Regions from separate parts of the Homo sapiens genome. Here region 1 is linked to region 2. A link is an interaction called in ENCODE POLR2A ChIA-PET data of the cell type or tissue named here. Cell type or tissue: GM12878. All regions are shown on one strand. Each heading gives the region's core, and the rest is flanking DNA. Links, peaks and the distances in the headings are about the cores only.

What was found. Peaks named below come from ENCODE experiments on the same cell type or tissue, not always from the same donor. Only the 100,000 strongest peaks of a DNase experiment are listed, where the experiment ranks them.
Region 1: POLR2A ChIA-PET joins it to region 2 with 6 read pairs; 10 of 35 experiments call an interaction of 5 or more read pairs at or near these places.

The regions. Positions count from the first base shown.
Region 1 is chr2:69,723,331-69,726,250 of GRCh38, forward strand. It overlaps a transcript of ANXA4 not described here. Among named protein-coding and RNA genes, the nearest start is that of ANXA4, 17 kb to the right of the region's middle. RefSeq lists an enhancer at 1,379-1,428. In GM12878, for the core only: a CTCF peak has its summit at 1,504 (motif pointing right); a DNase peak (open chromatin) is centred at 1,591; H3K4me3 peaks cover 344 bases.
Region 2 is chr2:69,773,355-69,776,274 of GRCh38, forward strand. The region is part of intron 1 of ANXA4 (annexin A4); the gene reads left to right. Among named protein-coding and RNA genes, the nearest start is that of SMANTIS, 24 kb to the right of the region's middle. In GM12878, for the core only: no CTCF peak of the experiment used is centred there; no DNase peak of the experiment used is centred there; H3K4me3 peaks cover 1,153 bases; H3K27ac peaks cover 1,387 bases.

The sequences.
Region 1 (2,920 bases), core at 316-2,815, 50 kb before region 2:
AAAAGATGCCTCCAAAGTGATATGAAGAAACTCCTGAACTCCAGAAGGCTTCAAAAAAAAGACAAGCTTTTTGCAGTGTGGACTAGGGGAGGAGAGCAGGCATTTTCTAGGGCAAGGATGTGGTGATGACCATGGAGTCTGCCAAGCAGAGAGACTCTTGTTCTAGTCACCATTGTTCCCTCTTCCTAGTCCAATGTCTCCAACCAGGGTACTTAGGAAATGTTAGCTAAGTGAATAAACATTTTCCTTTAGTTCTGCAGTGTGTCTTTTGTCTATCCACAAATTTTATGACATAAAATTTCTTATGCCGTTTATCTATAACTTTGGATGTCCAATCCCACACTACAGTCTTTTATGACATAGCTGTGTGATGCTATTTTATTTTGTTTTCTTTCTTCTAATAGAGACAGGGTCTTGCTATATTCCCCAGGCTGATCTCAAACTCCTGGGCTCAAGTCATCCTCCCACGTTGGTCTCCTAAAGTGCTGGGATTACAGGCATGCACCACCCACTGCACCCAGCCTGTGATGCTATTTTCCTAAAGACACTACATGAGAAGCTCCTACCCTTTCTCCATTTCAGCTGCAAGAGGCTTTCAAAACCTAGGCCCGAAAGCTAAAAACTTCTGAACTGTTGAAATGGGGCCGGGCGCGGTGGCGCACGCCTGTAATCCCAGCTCCTCGGTGGGCTGAGGCTGGAGAATCACTTGAACCCGGGAGGCGGAGGTTGCGGTAAGCCAAGATCGCGCCATTGCACTACAGCCCGGGCAACAAGAGTGAAACTCCATCTCAAAAAAAGAAAAAAAGAAAAAGAAAAGAAATGGAAATCCACATGCAACAATGGCTATCCAAATACCTTAAGGATACATTTGAGGGTGGGTGTACCCATCTTGTGCCCCATCTCCTAGAAACTGGTGTTTGCTGTGGGCAAATGAGGTGCCAGGAGAAGGTACTATTGCTGCCTAAGGGCTGCAGCACATGGTCGTGCAGGTTGTCTACTGTACAAGAGTTCCTGGCAGAAGCAGGGAGGGCCGCTGAAAAACAGCCAGTATTCCATTTACCAAGTCGTGCACCCTGGGGCTTCATCCCCCCATATAAAAGAAGACTTTTTCTAATTAGTACAAATACGTCAGGCAGGTATGGGCTAATTGCAGCCTTGTGTCCCCAGCTGTCACCATTACTGTCCTGGCTAGGGGAGATTTAGTGTCTGACTCTGTCCCTTCAAAAGAGCCCCCTCAATTCTCTTCAGTGTCAAAGCATCTTTTCAGAAGATCCTTTCAAGCCCTTTGGTGAGTGACTAACCCACCACCGGCAGTCCACTAGTGGAGAATTACCTTCTGCCAAGAGACCTTAGTTCTGTAAAAAGGCAAAGAAAGAAAGATAAGCTGGGGCAAGAAAGAAAGATAAGCTGGGGCAAGAAAGAAAGATAAGCTGGGGCAAGAAAGATGAACTCATTCGGCCACGCTGCTCTCGCCCTGTGGTTGCTTCTTCTGCCACTAGATGGCGTCCTCGCCTAAGTACTGGAAACACTTTCCTGAGGATGGAATTTGAGAGGAAGCTGGGTTGCAGCCGCTGTCCGTGTGGAACGTTTAGCTGATCCCAGCTTCATTATTATGCGATTTGAAAATACCTGCTCATCCTGTCAAGAAATTTTATTGAGTGGAATAATTGTTTCATGGCACTCGTCAAGTTCATGCACAGCCTGTCTCCTTTTCTTCTCCCTCTGACTCCTGCAGTCAGCCGATGTTTAAACCCAGGAGACGCAGGTCAAGCCACAGGGAGCTCAGCTTCCTGACATCCACCTGAGAAATGCCAGGAGGGCTTACTGATAACATAATGGATGTCAGTTTAATAAATTCTGACTCAAGGTGACATATAGCTATTTACAGAGATATAACATATTAACATATATATTAACATCTATCATTTTAGCATTAATCATTTCGGCATCTTTTTATTTGAGGCATCATTTATATATTTAAATGTATATAAATGATGCCCCAAATAAATATACCATATACTTAAATCTATAAATATATAAATTTATTATTTATTTATATATAAATACATGGTATATTTATTATTTATATATTTATTTATTGTATATTTATTTAAATATATGAATGCTGCCCCAAATAAATATACCATACACTTCAAATGTGTGCCTTTAAATGTATTTAAAAGTGTGCCTTAAGTGTACGGTTCAGTGAGTTTAATAAATGTATACACCAGTGTAGCCACCGCCCCCATTAGGACACAGAACACTTCCATCACGCTGGTACATCGTCTTGTCCACCTTCAAAGTCAATTCCCATGAGCTGAAGAGGCTCAAGGCTCAGAGAAGAGCAAACAGTGGGTGAAGGGAGTGTGTGGCCTTCAGGCTAATGTGCACTGTAAGAGGCTAAATGAGACTCTTGATCACTCACAGCCTCTGTTTTGTATTTTCCTAGAAAAATCAAGTAATCATTTATTTTTAAGGAAAACAATGGCATTTTAAGAGCCACCTCATTTTACCTGACATTTTATTAGTTTTTCTTTCACATATATAAATGCACAAAATTCTGTAAAATATGTTTAGTCATCACTTCATGATTTGGTTCTTGTGACTTTTTTTTCACTATGCAGTTGTCAGGATGCAGCTGAGAAAATTATCAGAGCTATTCAGTGAGATCAATTGTGTATTTTGAAAATAATTTTTCCTGAAGAGCCTGATATGGTTTTGCTCTGGGTGCTCTTGGGTGTCCCCACCCAAATCTCATCTCGAATTGTAATCCCCAGGTGTCGAGGGAGGGACCTCGAGGTAATTGGATTATGGGGGCGGTTTCCCCCGTGATGTTCTCATGATAGTGGGTGAGTTCATGAGATCTGATAGTTTAAAAGTGGCACTTCCCCCCTCACTCTCTCCTGCCAACACGTAAGAC
Region 2 (2,920 bases), core at 156-2,655:
ATTCCAAAACTACATGAAAGCAAAGGGAAGGCCCTTGCTCTGAAAAGCAGTATCTGCCAGGGTTGTCAGCCAATTAGCATATGAATCATACTTACCAAGGGATATGGGTACATGTGGATCATTCACATGACATGAAACAGGGCCTCCAGACCAAGGACTGGCTAAGATCTGTGAAGGTCTTAAGTTTTGCCCCTGATTTTTTGTTTGTTTGTTTGTTTATCAATATTTGTTTTATTCTCCTTTCTTTTCTTTTCTTTTCTTTCCTTCTTTTTTTTTTTTTTTTTTTTTTTTGTTTTCGACAGAGTCTTGCTCTGTCACCCAGGCTAGAGTGCAGTGGCGTGATCTCAGCTCACTGCAACCTCTGCCTCCTGGGTTCAAGCAATTCTACTTCCTCAGCCTCCCGAGTATCTGGGATTACAGGCGTGCACCACCACGCCTGGCTAATTTTTGTATTTTTAGTAGAGACGGGGTTTCACCATATTGGTCAGGCTGGTCTTGAACTCCTGACCTCGTGATTCGCCTGCCTCGGCCTCCCAAAGTGCTGGGATTACAGGCATGAGTCACCGCGCCCGTCCTCAAGCAATTCTTGTACCTCAGCCTCCCTAGTAGCTGGGATTACAGGCATGCCAGGCTAATTTTGCTATTTTTAGTAGAGGCAGGGTTTCACCGTGTTGGCCAGGCTGGTCTCGAACTCCTGACCTCAGGTGATCTGCCCGCCCCTGCCTCCCACAATGCTGGGATTACAGGCGTGAGCCATCTCACCCTGCCCTATGTGTTAATAACCATTTAAAAATTTCCACCCTGCTAAGACTAGTCCGTGACTCTCTGTGCCTTTCTCCATTCTTCTCTTAACTAACCTCATGTTTTTATTAGCATCTGTAAGACCCATAAGGGGAAACTGAGAGAGAAAATTCAATAAGACTCCCTTGGTTTTGCAGCAGTAAGGTTATATGAGGTGTTTATGTAAAAGGAGCCCCCCCCCCCCCTTTTTTTTTTTTTTTGAGACAGAGTTTCGCTCTTGTTGCCCAGGTTGGAGAGCAGTGGCGCAATCTCAGCTCACTGCAACCTCCGCCTCCCAGGTTCAAGTGATTCTTCTGCCTCAGCCTTCCGAGTAGCTGGGATTACAGGCACCCGCCACCATGCCTGACTAATTGTTTGTATATTTAGTAGAGACGGGGTTTCATCAGGTTGGCCAGGCTGGTCTCAAACTCCTGACCTCAGGTAGTCCACCCACCTCGGCCTCCCAAAGTGCAGAGATTACAGGCGTGAGCCACCGCGTCCAGCCAAAAGGAGCCCCCTTAATCACAGCGTTTACCATGACCTGGGTAACAGGCATATTCAGCAGACAAATACCCCGATGATCATCAAGCCAGTCCTCTGTGGTTTGCATATGAAGCACATCAGCTGCTTCATCAGGGGTATTCTACTTGGCATTTATAAGGGGAGAGGAACAGTCCCCCTTCTCAGGGTAAACAGACCTTAGTGTGGCTTTTGTCCAGTCCACCAGGCTGGATGTTCTCTCAGGAATAACCTCCTATGTGTCTGGACCACCTGAAACATCTGCGATTGCTCCATAGAGAGCTGTGGGTCCTGCATCAACCCAAACATGAATGCTAGCATTTTGAATACTCTGCAGTGTTCGAAACCTAAGACACTGTCACTCACTTAGTTACTCACACAACCCATTTGAATAAAGGTTCTTCAGGAAGTTTATGATACTGATCTACAAAATGAAATAACTTCTTCACACTATACCCTGTGGTTTCAATCGTTTCATGGTTTGCCTTCCACCCCACATAAACTGCCTTCTTGGTTACCAGAGTTCTTAGTGATATTGTCTAATCTCAGCATGATTTTGCCATTGGTGGGTGGCTTTGCAGTTACTGGCTAGAGCGCAGACTCACTGAAATCTGAGCTTGGTCTGACCCAGCACTCTCTTTTAATTTTATTTTATCTGTTACAGATAATAACCAAGGGACTGAATATATCGCCTTTTCTTATTAGTTTGCATTTCCTTATGCTTCCAGTGAGCCAACACCTTGGGGTAGCTTTTACCTTTACTAACAGATCTCAGCATGGTATGCTACTCCGTACCATGAGTGGCTGTTACCAATGCCATGGGTTCTTGTAATCACCCAGGATAGAAATCAAGAGCAATCACCATACATAGCAGCAAAGAGAAAGTTTGTTTTGGCTCATGCACAAGGGAGCCAGTGCTGAGAAAGGAAAAGAAACAGACTGCTATCGGAGGATAGTGTGTGGGTTAGTTTTATAGGGTCTTTCCATGGGAAAGGGTTACATCAGAGCATGTATAGGAGAGGCTTTTCTAGCACTCATGCTTCTTCATGCATCATATGCAACATTAGTATTTTAAATCTCCACCCCATGCATTTTTAGCCTTAAAATGAGGAAGGGTAACTGTAGGTTGGACTTTAAGTCTAGCTATGCATGCAGGGCTCCAGGGAAGTCCCCAGCCCCCTGAAATAGGAACTCGTGGTTAATAAGCTTCTTGGGTCTTTTGTTATTAATTGGCTGAGAGTTAGATAAGTTAAAGCTTGAGTGAATGGCTTCTATCATTTTCTTCCAGGCCATTTTATTTATTTTTATTTTATTTATTTATTTATTTATTTATTTATTGAGACAGAGTCTCACTCTGTTGCCCAGGCTGGAGTGCAGTGGTGCAATCTTGGTTCACTGCAGCCTCCACTTCTGGGGGTTCACATGATTCTCCTGCCTCAGCCTCCTGAGTAGCTGGGATTACAGGCACTCACCACCATGCCCAGCTTAATTTTTATATTTTTATTAGAGATAGGGTTTCACCATGTTGGCCAGGCTGATCTCAAACTCCTGACCTCAGGTGATCTACCCACCTCAGCCTCCCAAAGTGCTGGAATTACAGGCGTGAGCCACCATGCCTGGC